Regions from separate parts of the Homo sapiens genome. Here region 1 is linked to region 2. Evidence: chromatin loops called from intact Hi-C (ENCODE). Cell type or tissue: transverse colon. All regions are shown on one strand.

What was found. A loop is a pair of places that touch in the nucleus more often than their neighbours do. Peaks named below come from ENCODE experiments on the same cell type or tissue, not always from the same donor. Only the 100,000 strongest peaks of a DNase experiment are listed, where the experiment ranks them.
Region 1: a loop joins it to region 2, with 5 times the contacts of the local background. A loop is called at or near these places in 2 of 110 quality-filtered maps.

The regions. Positions count from the first base shown.
Region 1 is chr9:135,040,078-135,048,077 of GRCh38, reverse strand. No RefSeq gene overlaps it. Among named protein-coding and RNA genes, the nearest start is that of OLFM1, 44 kb to the left of the region's middle. In transverse colon, no CTCF peak of the experiment used is centred here; no DNase peak of the experiment used is centred here; H3K27me3 peaks cover 177 bases.
Region 2 is chr9:135,551,250-135,559,249 of GRCh38, reverse strand. LOC107987040 (a long non-coding RNA gene) reads right to left here and starts at 5,580. Exons shown (of 3, transcript XR_001746586.1): 1 at 5,299-5,580; 2 at 2,971-3,051; 3 at 1-86. In transverse colon, no CTCF peak of the experiment used is centred here; no DNase peak of the experiment used is centred here.

The sequences.
Region 1 (8,000 bases), 510 kb after region 2:
CTACTCAGGAGGCTGAGGTAGGAGGATCCCCTGAGCCTGGGAGGTCAAGGCTGCAGTGAGCTGTGATCGTGCCACTGTACTCCAGCCTGGGCAATAGAGGGAGACCCTGTCTCAAAAAAAAAAAAAAAAGTGGTCAAACAAAAGTTATATTCATTTTTATTGCTAATAGATATTATTGAATCATATTCTAAAGACTCAAATCAACATTTCCCATAACATTTTATGAGCATGTTTAACCACCACATAGTATTGCAAATTTATATTTCTGTCATAATAATTATTTTTTTCTCCTGGCATCGAATCGCCCTTTGCATTCCTTTTCCTGCTAAGTCTTCACGCATGCGCTTTGCCTGTGGTTTCTACTGGGTTCTTGGTCCTTTGCAAATGTGTTTGTGAGAGGATTTAAATATTAAGGAAATTAACATTTTGTCATATGTTGAAAGTGCGTTATTCTTAGTTTGCTATTGGCTTTTGGCTTTGTCTGTCATGTAAGAAGTTTTAATTTTTATGACAGGATATTTTTCCATCTTTCTTTTTATTGGTTCTTGGTTTTAAGACCGCTGTACTTTAAGATCATTACCAAAAAAAAGCTCATATTCTAGTAAGGTTACATGGTTATTTTGCTTTTTTTTTTTTTTTTTGATATGTCTTTACTCTCATGAATGTATTTTGGTGTAGGGAGCAAGATAGGAAGACACTCCCCCACAAGGCCAGCCAGGGTGCCCCAAGCCACTGAGAAAGCCACAGACTTCCCGCTTTGCTGTGTGAACTCCCAAGCATGCGGGGCCACCCTGGGGTGCTGCTCCCCACGGGGGTCTGTCTGCCGTTGCATTCGCCAGCGCCAGCCTGCTCTAATCCCTGGAGGTCTAGGACAGGCTTCATGCCTGGTGGGTCCAGGCCTGTGCCCCCCAGTGACTGTGTGTGCCCTCCTTGCTGGGGCCGGGCCCGGCATCCCGATCTGAGCAGGGACACCATGGTTGGGGAGAAGGTAGGAGGTTCCCCCAGGCCCCAGTGCTGCCCAGGATCAGCCTTCTGGGGTGTGAAGAGGATGTCAGCGGCTAAGATACTCCCCATTCTGGAAGACAGCTCAGGCCCTTGCATCCTCAGGCTGCCCCCACCTGGGCCAGTGCTCAGACACCAAGCACTGGACAGCAAAGACTTTCCACGGTGCCGTACTGGGCACAGAGAGAGTGCTGGCCATTGAAGGGTCTGTTGGGATGTTGGGCTTCTGTCTTCTAGATGTGGTGCAATTCCCTTGTCCTCCACCCCTGCCTGCCCCACATTCCAGGCCCTCAAGTAACCTGGAAATCTGCTCTATGCCCAGTGGTCCAGGGACAACATGGGCTTTTGGAAAGGCCCATAGTGAGGTTTTGGACTTTAAGGAGTGGGTAGGAGAGTGCCGCTTGGTCCCATGGGAGGCAGCCCGGGCAGAGATGCTTGCCCATGAGCAGGATGTGGTCAGCAGACTGGACCACTTAGAGCCCATAGCTCTGGGAATGCTCCTCCCCAGAGGGTTCAGAGCCTGAGTGAGCTCCCGGAGTGGCCCACCATGCACCTGGTTTGCTAAGTGGGCCTTCCACTCAGATTTCACTGGTTAGCTGTGGCCAACAATGTGTTTGCTAATGGCTTTGAGCCCGTGCTCCCTCCCTTTTATGTGCGGGAAGGTAAATGCACAGGTCTCACATGCAGACACCTCTTTCTCATGCTCAGCACACAGCTGGGTGGGGCACAGCTAAGAAGCAGCTGCGATTGTTCCTCATCCCCACCCTGCCCCCACCCAGGGTCCACCAGGGATGCTGCAGGAGAGAGCCCCAGCCCCACAGCAGCCTGGGGACCGCCAGGATGAGCAGAACCTCGTAAGTGACCTCGTTTACACAGGCAGGTCATTCAGCTCATGGCAATGGCTCTCGATGGCAGCTGACAGATGCTGAATGGTGCCTGTGCCCGTGGCCCACAGCACAGCCAGGAAAGCGCCAGCCAGAAAAGTGCCTGCCCCCAGCCATTAGCTGGCCTCCCCAGACCCACACCCCGCCCGGGCCAGTTCTGCTGCCCACCGGTTCCTGCTCCCACCCATCACGCCACTGACATTGCCTGGATCCTCCCACAGGCACGGAAGCATGCTGCCATCCCCATCTGACAAAAAGCAACGATGGAAAACCAAAGCCCAAACTGCCCAGCCCCATCCCTCCGGACCCTGCACTGTTTCCTCTGCCCTTTTTACCCCCAAACAGCTGCAAAGAACTGTCTGACTTGCTGTCCCCAGTCCGCGTCCTCCATCCCGCAACCAACCCTCTCCATCCAGCGCCTCCCGTGATCCAATGACTTCCTTCGCTGGTGTCTTGCTCCATCTGGCAGCATTTGGAACTGCTGTGACGGCATCTCCGGTCCCTGCACACATGTCGCTTGGCTCTACCACCACCCTCTCCTCGGCCTTACTGGCTCCCCTCATCCCCAGCGAGGGCACCAGGTCCTGCCTTGTTTCTCTTCTGCGGAAACGCCTGGTCCTGTCTTGGGACTGAACACCAGGGCCTGCTGGTCTCTGCACTGGGCTCTGCCTCCTGGCCATCCTCCTGCAGCCTGCCTGTGCCAGCGGCGCTAGCTCTGTCCGGCCAGGTGTTCAGGCTGAAGCTTTGGTGCTGCCCCTGACACTCCTCTTTCTACATCTAGTCCATGAGCAGGCCCTGCGGGCTTCCTTCCACTATCAATGGTTCCATGCGTTTTGTCCCGCCGCGGCCCACACCGCAGGGCTGGCTTCCCGGCCTGAGACCTGGGCAGCAGGTCTCACGCTGACTTGATCCTCTGCTGTTGGAGGCCTCACCCTTTTATTTTTCACTGGGTCCTGCACACCGTACAACTGGCTCCTCCTGCACAAATCATTTCAACAGCCTCCTGGACTCGGACCATCCTCCTGCCCTCCCTAACCCTTTATTCTCTCTTCTAACTCGGTGGTGAGAGTGTAATTTTTTTTTTTTTTTTTGAGACCGTGTCTGGCTCTTGTTGCCTAGGCTGGAGTGCAATGGCGCGACCTCTGCTCACTGTGACCTCTGCTTCAAGCAATTCTCCCGCCTCAGCCTTCTGAGTAGCTGGAATTACAGGCGCCCACCACCATGCCTGGCTGATTTTTTTGTATTTTTAGTAGAGACGGGGTTTTGCCATGTTGGCCAGGCTGGTCTCGAACTCCTGACCTCAGGTGATCCACCCACCTCGGCCTCCCATAGTGCTGGGATTACAGGCGTGAGCCGCCGTGCCTAGCCCAAGAGTGTGATTTAAAAGCACCTGTCATATCAGGTCCCCTCTGCTGGTTTCCCACATCACTCAGGTAGAAGGCCAAAATTCCTACAGTGTCCGACAGGCCCTCTCTACCCAGCCCCCGCCCGCTGTGACCTTCTCTCCCCTACGAACCAAGACAAGCCGGCAGCCACCAGCAGCTGAAAAAGTCAAGAGAATGAATTTTCCCCCAGAGCCTCCAGAAGGAAGCAGCCCAGCCAGTACCTTGACTTTAGCCCGGTGAGGCTGAGTCCAGACTTCCGACGTCCAGGATGACAAGAGGAAACAGGTTTTATTTTGAGCTACCACGCTGGTGGGAATTTCTTACAGCAGCAACAAGAAACTCATGCCTCCGGCTTATAATACATTTCACTTATTTGTTTCTTGTTTATCGCCTCCAATAGAATGCAAGCTTAAAGAAGGCAGACACTCCCATCTGTTTTGTTGGTGATCATGTGCCTGCTGACTGTACAGCCCTGGCTCACAGTGGGTACTCCATGAAAACTGTGCGTTGTTCAGAAAAAGAAAAGGGACCTTAAACGTGTGAAAAGATGCTCAACCACACTCCAGATCTCAGAGATGAAAATTAAGATCAAGGGAGGCGCAGTGGCTCACGCCTGTAATCCCAGCACTTTGCGAGGCCGAGGCGGGTAGATCACCTCAGGTCAGGAGTTCAAGACCAGCCTGACCAACATGATGAAACCCCACCTCTATTAAAAATACAAAAATTAGCCGGACATGGTGGCTCATGCCTGTGATCCCAGCACCTTGGGAGGTCGAGGCGGGTGGATCACTTGAGGTCAGGAGTTCAAGACTAGCCTGGCCAACGTGGTGAAACCCCATCTGTACTAAAAATATAAAAAACTTAGGTGTTGAGGTGCGCACCTGTAATCCCAGCTACTCAGGAGTCTGAGGCAGAGAATCACTTGAACGCGGGAGGCGGAGGTTGCAGTGAGCTGAGACCACACCATTGCTCTCCAGCCTGGACAACAACAACTCAACTCCGCCTCATAAAAAAAAAAAAAAAAAAAAAACACGGAGAAACCATTTCTCATTTATCAGATTGACCCACCTACACTGTTGGCGAGGCTGTGGGGGACATGGGAGTCCTCAGGCTTTGTTGATAGGAATGTGTTATGAGCTACTGTGTCCCCTCCAAACAGAAATACGTGGAATGCTAATGTTAGGGGAACAGGAGCCTGGCAGAGCCAGAGTGATGTCATTTTAAGTTTGGCTCCATCTTGACACTAGCAAGGCACATTCCTTGCCAGTCACGACCCATGGTCCTGAGATGTTTGCGGTTGCGGAAGTGGCCTAAAGATGCCTGCGAGGACCTGCTCCTACAACAGAAAGTCCACAGGTCCCAATGCCCTTAGCCATATATTCGTTCGCAATAATTCAAGTTACGCTTTGGTGCACTCACACGCTGGAAGGTCGGGGATAGCTTTCTTTAAATCAATAAAGTAATAAACGTTATCATGTTATCAGCCCACCCGCACATAGGCACAGCTTAATTTAGTCTTTCTTTTTTTTGAGATGGAGTCTAGCTCTGTTGCCCAGGCTGGAGTGCAGTGGCATGATCTTGGCTCACTGCAACCTCTGCCTCCCAATTCAAGCGATTCTCCTGTCTCAGCCTCTGAGTAGCTGGGGTTACAGGCATGCACCACCATGCCTGTCTAATTTTTGTATTTTTAGTAGAGACGGGGTTTTGCCATGTTGGCCAGCCTGGTCTCAAACTCCTGACCTCAGGTGATCCGCCCACCTCAGCCTCCAAAAGTGTTGGGATTATAGGCATGAGCCACCGTGCCTGGCCCTAGTGTTTACAAAGATAAGACCCCTATATAAGAAAAACTGAAAACACAGGCGGTGTATTCCTTGGCTTGCTTTCTGTGGACAGACGCCCCCACTCTGTAAAGGAGCAGCTTTCAATAAACTCTCTTCTCACTACACTCTGCGACTAGGCTTGCGTTTCCTCCTGCACATGAGCCAAGGATCCTCTCTTAGAGACTGGATGGAGACCCCTTTTCCAGTTACACTAGCTCTTGGTACCTGTGACCCTATTTGGAAACAGGGCCTTTGCAGATGTAAGCAAGTTAGGATGAGCTCATTAGGAGGTGGGCTCCAAGCCAGTGCGACTTTCTTATAAGAGACACACAGGGAGAAGATGGCCATGGGACAATGGAGGCAGGGACTGGAGCGATGGATCTATAAGCCAAGGAATGCTGGGGGTCGCCCACCAACACCAGACGTTGGAAGGAGCAAGGAAGGAATTTCCCTACAAGCTCCTGAGCTTGTAGAGCACGGCCCTTGCCAGACCTTGATCTTGGACCTCTGACCTCTGTAAAACAATACATTTCGTGTGGTTTCAGCCGCCCAGGCTGTGGTCCTCTGTTATGAAAGCCCTAGGGAACTAACACAGAATGCAAAAGAAGATAGTCTCTGCCAGAGAAAATTTGGCAATCTCTAGTGAAGATAAAATGGAGGCACAAGACTGTATCCTGAACACCTTGTAATAACAAGATTGGAAGCCACTTCTGTGTCTATTCTTAGCTGACAGGTGAATAAATTATGGAACATCCTGGGCTGTTCTGTGCAGCAGTAAAAACAAGTAAAGACAACATCTACATCCCATCCCAGCAGGGTAACGGAGGCATATCGTAGGTGGAAAAGGAAAGACGGAAAACGGTGTGCAGAGCAGGCCAGCTTCATCTAAGAAAGGGGGCTGTGGATATAATTGTATGCAAATATGCACCCACACATATGTAATCACTTGCATTTTAAAATGTGGGAGAGTAAGTTTTGAAATCCTGTGGAATAGTTATCTGCGGTGAGAGGAAAAAGAGTGGAAGGGAAGGAGGAATGCTGGCTTTTTCTGCACCTGCCTTCTTGTGAATTACTGCAGGTAACTTTAAAACGCCATGTAGAGCTCGTGAGATTATATCCTATAGATCCCACTGCTGGAGAGAGGCTAAGTGATCTTACACTGGTTTTGGCAACTGTGCTAGTAGTCATGGTATTGTTGTCGGCCTTGTTGTTCTGAAAATACTACGGACGTGTGGGTGGAGTGTACACAGGTAGTGAGACATAGCAATTATGTATAAAGATGATGCATGTAAGAGAAAAAAGACACAGATATAAAATGGAATAAACCACATAGAAGCCAGTAATCCTACATTGGCATGGTAAATATTACAATGATGTTATGGTGTACTTTCCATAGTGTGTGTGTATTACTTCTGTTCACCAAAAAGGCCAAGAAACGATGACAAATTCAGTAACAATGAACATTCTCAGCACAGAGACTATGGTCTCTAAATACCATTTCCCCACCATAAGGACCCAGGGTTCTTTGGAGAAATGACTGGTCCAGTTTGGGACCAAGAAGTATCCAAGTTGAACCTGGAGCATCTTCTTGTGCCAAAATAAAGGATGCATTGAAGATAAGCATGCTTGTGCCAAAGGCACTAGGCCCTCCTCTCCACCCCTGCATGGGCAGTGAACACCCTTCCATATCAGTGTTTCTCCCCACACACTCCTTAACTTGCCTCAAGTCACACACACACACACACGCACGCACGCACGCACGCACGCACGCATTTTTTTTTCAAAACAACAAGCATCTTTTAAAAAAAAAAATCTCGTACGTGAGGCATCTTAATCCATCAATCTTTCATTGCACAATGTATTGTGTACCCGATCCTGAAAAGGGAACAGGGTCTGTGGCTTTGAGGAGGTCCCTGGAAGACAAACACGGAACAGGAAGATAGAGGAGGATTCCATGTGATTTTCGTATGTGCTATGCAGGCTCCGCCATCCTGGAGATTCTTGAGCTGAGAGACAGGGGAGACTTCCCAGAGAAGGTGGGAAGGGAAGAGAGGGATGAAGGAGGAGAGAGCCGCGGGACTCCAGCTCCGGTTTCTCCCCCTACATTGCATCGGGAATGCGGGGTCCTGAATGCATTATTTTACTCAGTGCTGTGTGGGCTAGATAAAAGGTGTCCACATGCTTCTGGGGCTCCACAGCGCAGGCAGATTTTCTGAAGGAATTTGTTATAAATAATTAATGTTGACTTCTTCGGTTTTATGTAATGAAAATATTTTTTGGTTTGTCCTCTTTTTATAACCTTGTTTGTTGGTATATGCCACAGAATTTTAAATTTATGCACATTCATATTTCCTTTTTTGATTTTTTAATCATACTTAAAATGAAATTCTGCACCATGAATGAAAGGAAATAACTTCTTAAGCTTTTCATCTTTAAAGAAATAATGCTAACCACCACTGCATGCACCTGGTCGCTCCTGCTCACTGCTGGGCTCCTGCTCACTACTGGTCTCCTGATCACCGCTGGGCTGTACTTCCTGGCAGACTTCCCATACGAAGCAGGTGCCAGGTGAGATGTTGGGTGATGGTTGAATAGGCATGTAACCTGAACAAATGGCATCCACAAATCCTGGGGTCTTTGCATAGTGTGGGGAACTCTCATCCTTATTTCGATTGGATTTTTTATGGGAATCCAGTCAAAGGATGCAGGAGGGTGCTGCACTGAGGGCTTGAACTCACCTTTCCAAACATAAGGTCAGTTTGGCTTCCAGATCTCAGAACTGGACGCCTGTGGAAAAGATGCCAGGTCAGAAGCATCCCCTGCTGGATTCTGGCAATGATCTTCCCTCTGGGGGAGCGACGTGGAGGAGCTGCCTCTGTGAGCTGTGGGCTCAGCTTCTGTCCCAGGTA
Region 2 (8,000 bases):
GCTGCCTCTCACCCACGTTGAGCTCATGTGCTGTGAGACCCACCCAGGTACTGGCACATCATGCTCTGGATGGGGGTGGTGGTGTCCTGTAGGCAGAGAAACAGGAAATTGTCGTAGTCAGTATCGAGCAGCATAGCCTCGTTATATAACCTTATAGGTGCCTTGTGAGTGTCTAGTTATTCACGTTAAGATGGAGTCACTCTGGTCATGTTTCATTAAACCAGAGGCCTGGCAAGCGGGAGTCCCTCTAAAAGAAGGACAGTCTTTGCAACAAATGGTGCTGGAGCAATTCATCACGTGCAATCGATCCCATGCAAACGAAGAACCTCCATCTAAAACTCACACCTGACATATGCATTAACTCATAGTTTAAAAGTAAAACATAAAACTATACAACTTTTAGAAGAAAGCGTGAGAGAAAATCTTCAGGACGTAGGGCTAGGTAAAGAATTCTTAGACTTGACACCAAATGCAAGATCCACAAAAGAAAAAAACTGGTAAATCATACTGCATCAAAATCTGAAACTCTTGCTCCAGAAAGACCTTGTTAAGAGGATGAACGGGGCCGGGCGTGATGGGTCACACCTGTAATCCCAGCACTCTGGGAGTCCGAGGTGGGCGGATCACCTGAGGTCAGGAGTTCGAGACCACCTATGGCCAACATGGTGAAACACCATCTCTACTAAAAATACAAAATTAGCCAGGCCTGGTGGCACATGCCTGTAATCCCAGCTACTCAGGAGGCTGAGGCAGGAGAGTCACTTGAACCCAGGAGGCAGAGGTTGTAGTGAGCCAAGATCACGCCACTGCACTCCAGCCTGGGTGACAGAGTGAGACTCCGTCTCAAAAAACAAAGAGAGAGAGAGAGAGAAAAAAAAAAAGAGGATGAAGAGGCAAGCTACAAACTTGGAGAAAACATTTGAAAGTTTCATATCCAACAAAGGACTGGTGTCTGGAAGATATAGAGAACTTTGAAAATTCAACAGCAAAAATAAAATCCACCTAGAAAATGGGCAAAAACCATGAAGGAACATCTCCCCAGAGAAGATCTATGGGTGGCAAATAAGCACCTAAAAAGATGCTCAATGTCATTGACTATCAAGGAGCACCAATTAAGGCCACAGTGAGCTATCACAGCCCAGCTATTAGGACAGCTACAATGAAAAGTAGGGACCTATTAGGACAGCTACAATGAAAAGTAGGGACCTATTAGGACAGCTACAATGAAAAGTAGGGACCTATTAGGACAGCTACAATGAAAAGTAGGGACCAAACCAAATATTAGTGGGGATGGAGACAAACTGAATCTCTCAAAATGTTGAGAAATGCATACTTTGAGTGGCTCTAAAATGGTTCAGCCATGCTGGAAATTGGAAGTTGCTTTTGTTTTTTATTTAAAAAATTTTAAGCTTAAATAATAGAGACTGGGTCTCACTATGTTGGCCAGACTGGTCTTGAACTCCTGGGCTCAAGAGATCCTCCCACCTTGGCCTCCTAAAGTGCTGAGATTACAGGTGTGAGCCACCACGCCCAGCTGGAAGTTTCTTTTAAAACTAAGCATATGCTGGTCCAGGAGTGGTGGCTCACGCCTGTAATCCCAACTTTGGGAGGCCAGAGGGGGATGGATCACCTGAGGTCAGGAGTTCGAGACCAGTCTGGCCAACATGGTAAAACCCCATCTCTACTAAAAATACAAAAAATTAGCTGAGTGTGGTGGTGTGCACCTGTAGTCCCAGCTACTCAGGAGGCTGAGGCAGGAGAATCGCTTGAACCTGGGAGGTGGAGGCTTCAGTGAGCCGAGATTGCGCCACTGCACTCCAGCCTGGGTGACAGAGCAAGACTCCGTGTAAAAAAACAACAAAACAACACAAAAATAATAAGCATATGCTTACTATACAGCCTGGCAGTTTTACTCCTGGGCATTTATCCCGAGAAATGGGATAAATGGACACAGAAAACCCGGTACACAATTGTCCACAGCAGCTTTGCCTGTAATAGCTAATAACTGGAAAACTCCATCCGTGAATGAATGGTTAGACAGACGAGTACATCTGCCTTATGGGAGACTCAGCCATAAAACGAGGTGAACTGCTGATACCCACAGCAGCAGGAGGGCGTTCAAGGGAACTACGCTGAGTGAAAAAGGCCAACCCCAAAAGGTCGCATACTCTATGACTTTGTTTATACAATATTCTCGAAATGACATTATAGAAATTGAAAGCTGAGGCCGGGCGCGGTGGCTCACGCCTGTAATCCCAGCACTTTCGGAGGCCAAGGCGGGCGGATCACGAGGTCAGGAGATTGAGACCATCCTGGCTAACACGGTGAAACCCCGTCTCTACTAAAAAGTAGAAAAAATTAGCCGGGCGTGGTGGCAGGCGCCTGTAGTCCCAGCTACTCGGGAGGCTGAGGCAGGAGAATGGCGTGAACCCCGGAAGGCGGAGCTTGCAGTGAGTCAAGATCACGCCACTGCATTCCAGCCCGGGAGACAGAGCCAGACTCAGTCTCAAAAAAAAAGAAAGAAAAAGAAAAAAGAAATGGAAAGCTTATTCGTGGTAGCCAAGGGCTGGGCCTGGGGAATGGGTGTGTCTGTAAAGGGGTAGAACAAGAGATCTCTGTGGGGATGTACCATTCTATATGTTGATTGCCGCAGTGGTTACACACATCTACACATGTAAAAAATTGCATAGAACCACACACACACACACACACACACACACACACACAAATGAATAGAAAACTGGTGAAATACGAATAAGACCTGGTTCTGCACGATGTATGGTTATGTAAATCTTCACACAGTAGTTATGTGAGGTCTGACTGTAGCTATGCACAGCAGGACCCCTCTGTACTATTTTTGCAGCTTCCCATGAATCTATAGTTATTTCAAAACAAAAGCTAAAAAATAACAACACAACTCAAACTTCCCCTCCTGGCTAACATACAATAGCAGGTATCGTATTTGCTCACCTTAAACAACTAGAAATCCAGGAGATTTCGGAAGCAGTGCTTTCTGGATATTTGACAACAGGCCGCGAAGGATCATGATCCCTGAAAGACACAACACGAGTGCTGAGCTCTGTGACCCCAGCAAGGCCTGGCTCAGGGCAAACGAACCCAAACAGATCCCAGGGCGCCACCCCACACACGCTGAGGAGAAGAGTGTTAGAGTGTGGGGAGGCGGAGGGACTCGAATTTGCTGGGCAAAGCTTCGGAGAGAAAGGGCTACACGGAGCGCTCAGGAGACACACAGAGGGGCAGGAAGGAAACCTCGGAAATGGTCAATGGAGTGACTCTTAGAACTCACACAGCCGAGAAGAAAGCCTTCAGAATACACGAGGCAGCGGGCAGAATTCTCAAAAAGAGACTGAATTGGTAGCGGGGTTAGCAAGGGCTGTTCTGAACCCATTCGAATACAATTAAAAGCAAGTATTGGGAAGATCCAACACGTTAAAAATAATTTAACTGTAGCCACACGGAGTCTAACATTATTTAACGAAAAACAAAATGGAGTGTGTTATTTCTTGCTGCATAAGAAATTGTCTCCAAACAGAGCAGCTTCAAACAATGATTTCTGAGGGTCAGGAGGTGGGGAGTGGCCCAGCTGGGTGGTTCTGGCTCAGGGTTTGCAATGAGGCTGTGGTCATGTTCTGGGCTGGGACTTTGGGCTCTGGAGAATGTCTTGGAACTGGTGGGCCACAATGGCTGGTGGGAACTTCAGGCTCCTGCCACATGAGCCTCTTCCTGGGGCTGCTTGTGACATGGTTCCCCACCATAACCAGTATGAGGACCAGTGGGGCTGATGTCACACTCTGTGTCTGACTCATGCGCCATCCCTTCCTCCTTGTCATATCTATTAGAAGTGGGTCACCAGGTCCAGCCCACACTCAATGGAAGGCATCACACAACGGAAGCCATCCTGGAGGCCAGCTGCCACGTCAAGAAACCAACAACGTGAAATCCACAAAGTAAATATGACATCCAGTTAACAATTACCAGGCAGGCAATGAAGCAAGAATATATGAGACATAACCAGGAGAAAAATCGAGTGATAGAAACAGATCCAGAAATGACAGTGATGGTGGACTTAGCAGATCAGGGTGTTAAAGACCCATTAGCAATATCTCTATGTGCTCAAGAGGGTACTGAAAGGCAAGAGCTCAAGGAGAAGCAGAGTGCAAGGCATGGAAAAGACCCAGGAAGGAAAACGGTGCTTCCACTGTGGAAAACAATTGGCAGCTTCTTAGAAAGTTAAACACATCATTATCCCATGACCCAGAAACTTTGCTTGAATTGAAAACAGGAATTCAAACAAATATTTGTGTGTGTGCATATTTGTGGCTGCACTGTTCAGAAGAACCAAAAGATGTAAACAACTCAAGTGTCTATCAAACAATGAGTGGACGAAAAGCATGGGGTTGGCTGGGCGAGGTGGCTCATGCCTATAATCCCAGCACTTTGGGAGGCTGAGGCGGGTGGATCACCTGAGGTCAGGAGTTTGAGACCAGTCTGGCCAACATAGTGAAACCCCATCTCTACTAAAAATACAAAAATTAGCCTGGCATCATGTTGGTGTGCACCTGTAATCCCAGCTACTAGGGAGGCTGAGGCACAAGAATTGCTTGAGCCTGGAAGGTGGAGGTTGCAGTGAGCCAAGATTTTGCCACTGCACTCCAGCCTGGGTGGCAGAGCAAGACTCCATCTCAAAAGAAAAACAAAAAAAGCATAGTGTTTATTCATATGGTAGAATATTATTCAGCTATAAAAAGGAACAGGGTACTGGTCCATGTTACAGCACAGAAGAACCTTGAAAACATGCTAAGTGAAAGGAGCCAGTCACAAAACGTCACATGTTGTATGATTCCATTGATAGGAAAGGTCCAGAATAGGTAAATCCTTAGAGACAGAAAGTGGGGGTTGAATGCTGCTGGAGACGGAGCTTCCTTTGGGGGCGACGGGAACGTTTTGGAACTAGGCAGGGGCCATGGATACGCACAAGGGTGTGTGGCCTCATTGCTACACAATTGTACACTTCAAAACAGTTATTTGACACACTGTGAATTTCACCTCAGTGAAGTTTTAAGAAATTAAAGGGGAATAAAGAACCAGATGGAAATCCTAGAGATGGAAAATATGGAATTTGACGTGATGAGTACACCCTGGGTTCACAGCAGATGGAGCAAGGGAAGCGGGGTGGGCTTGGGGCCCAGTAGCAGACCCATCCACAAGGAAGCCACAAGAAAAGGGCCAAAAGGGACGGGGGTCAGGGACCCATGAGACAACCTCAAAGGGTCTGACCTACACAGAGTCCCAGCAGCGAAGAGAGAAAGGGCTCTCTTTTTCTCCGACGGCCCCTCTCTCCTCTCTCAGGCTGGCCTGGTGCCCTTCCTTTGCCAGATTTCCCACGCAGCTGTGAGCTTAAGCTTGAGGTCCCCTGTTCCCCCGGAGCACCCTGGCAAGGTGGTGTCCCAGGTCTGCAAATTCTTCCACTGCTGAAGCTCCTCCTGCCTGGATCTGCCCTTGCCCCGGCCTGGTCCACTTCGTGACTGTGCAACCGCGAGCAAAATCCTTAATCCCAAGGCTCTGTTTCTGCATAGAAATGAGGACAGTGCCCACGCCACTGGGTTCTTCCAGGAGTAGGCGATATAGGCATGAAAAGCTGGTGTCACAGTGCCTAGCACAGAGCTCAGCCGATGGGAGCAGCTTGTACGCTTGGACTCACCTGGATATCCCTGTTGGGACCAGGACCCTCGGGAGTGAGGTTGTCTGGGAGAGGCCCGGAAGCTGCCATGTTGCTGAAATAACATTGGAAGAGGTCATTTTCAGCACCGAGTGAGTGAGGCTGAGCTCAGAGACCAGATGGGAGAGAGGGTTGGGGTGGAAAAGACGCAGAGGGAGCTGGGAAGGGAGCTGGGCTGGGGGCACAAGCTGAGGAGCATCCGGAATGCCACCTTTTTGAGATGGTTTGTGACAAACGTGAAGGGAGGCAGTGGGCGGGTCCACGTCTCCGCAGGGATTGGCATGTTTCCTGCCCAACACTTTATGTGCGAGTTTCCTAAAAGCTGGTGGGTGGGCGGGAACCATCCAGGAACAGGGCTGAGGGGCTCGGGGGTGGGCCAGGAAAAGGGGGGCGGGGTCAGGAGGCTGCTGGGGGGTGGGCAGAGGCGTGGGGGCGGGGCCAGGAGGCAGAGTGGGAGGCAGAGGCGTGGGGGCGGGTCCGGGAGGCGGAGTGGGAGGCAGAGGCATGGGGGCGGGTCCGGGAGGCGGAGTGGGAGGCAGAGGCGTGGGGTGGGTGTGGTGACAGTGTCTGGTTTGGTCTCCTTAGTGTCAGCATGAGGGGCCAGAGATGCTTCAGGGGAGGCAGGAGAACCTGTCCCAAGATGGCCCTGCGTCCATCAGCAGAAGAGGAGCCTGGCCAGGGGCTGCCGGGGGTGCCCGCCCTGTGAGGCCTGAAGGACCAGGTCAAGCCTTTATGTTGGGGGGTTGACATAGGAGGATGGCCGGGCAGGAGTGGACAGAGCTTAGGCGCTGACCCGTCAAGGGTGGGCGACCTGCCCTTGCCGGAGTGCTGCCTCGTCTGATGACTCAGTCCTGGCTGCTGGGGGGTGACCAGCCCGCAAGTGACCAGCACTGCCCCTTCCCAAGACAATCAGGAGGTCCTGAACACAAACAGCTCAGCCCCAGCCTCTGGGCCAGCTCCCACCTCGTTCCTGGCCCCCCCGAGGATCCACACCACTTGACTTCATTCATCTCCTGTGTCCAGGGTCGGGGGAGGGGGGCCCAGGGCCTCAGGGCTGTGGGTGCCACCTGGGACTGGCAGGCCCCAGAGCCCTTGTGTGGGGGAAGGGGGAGGATGCCGACCAGGGATTGGTGAGGAAAGGGCAGAGGGGAGCTCTGTCTTCAGGCCTAGGTGGACCAGAGCATGACCAGCCCTGACGGGGAAGGACGTGGGGTCACAGTGGGTGGGGAGGGGCAGGTGCTCTGGGGCAGGATGGAGTAGTTCCGGAGCTGGACGTATCACTACAGGGAGCCGGAGGTGCCTGGACCACCAGCCTCGACCCTGGGCACATATTTGGGGCCAGGTCATTTTCGTGTCCGGGATGAGGACACAAAGCTAAGGGAAGCCTCAGCTGGGCCCTTTTACTGTCGATGCTGGGCCCGGGCCTGACCCTTTCCAGGGGTTTACATTTCGTCAAAAAGCAAACCATGAGCTCTTGAAAGTCTGACATTACTGGCAAACACGTGGTTTTAATGTAGCCCTTCATCGCAAAGTGAAAAATTCCAAGTGGAATTCTGACACACGGGAGAAGCTTGAAGGAGATCAGCTTCTTCAAAACCCACAGCCCGGCAGGTGAGGAAAGGTGTCTCGGTGTCTCGGGCAGGGTGGGTTGGGCAGGACCTCATCCCAGAGATACTCCACCCACCTCCCTAAGCTGCCCAGGCAGCCAGTGGTACCCCCTTCTCTGTCGGGCGGAAGTCAGCAAAGACACGAGAGGTGGGCTCTGGCCGAGGTCCCCCTGGGGCTCCCAACAGCATTGAGACTCTAAGTCTGTCCAGGCGCCCAACCTCGGAAACGTGCATCCCTCCCTGCCCTGCCCTGCCCAAGGCCCTCACCTCGTGGGGGCGGTGGGAACCAGCCTGGCCTCTGGGCTTGCAGCACCAGGATCAGGCTCAGCTCTCCGGTCAGCAGGGGTGGCCGCATGGCCGGGGACCCCACTTCTGCTCTGCTCCTCCGGCCTCTCCACCACCCATTTATCCCCCATCCTGAGCTGCCCCAGGAAAGTCCCACCTCCATTGTCCCTGCAGCAGAGGGACTTGCACGATTGCACGTGGTAGAAGGAGAGATCCAGTCACTACTGTGGGAGCAAAATGAACGCAGGCCTTCAGTTTCATTCAGGAGCCACCAGGGCCCACAGGCCTCACTTCCTCCTGGGCTGGCAGAATGCAGGGAGGGAGGCAGTGTCACCCGGCCGGCAGATGATCAGACGAACAGCTGGGGC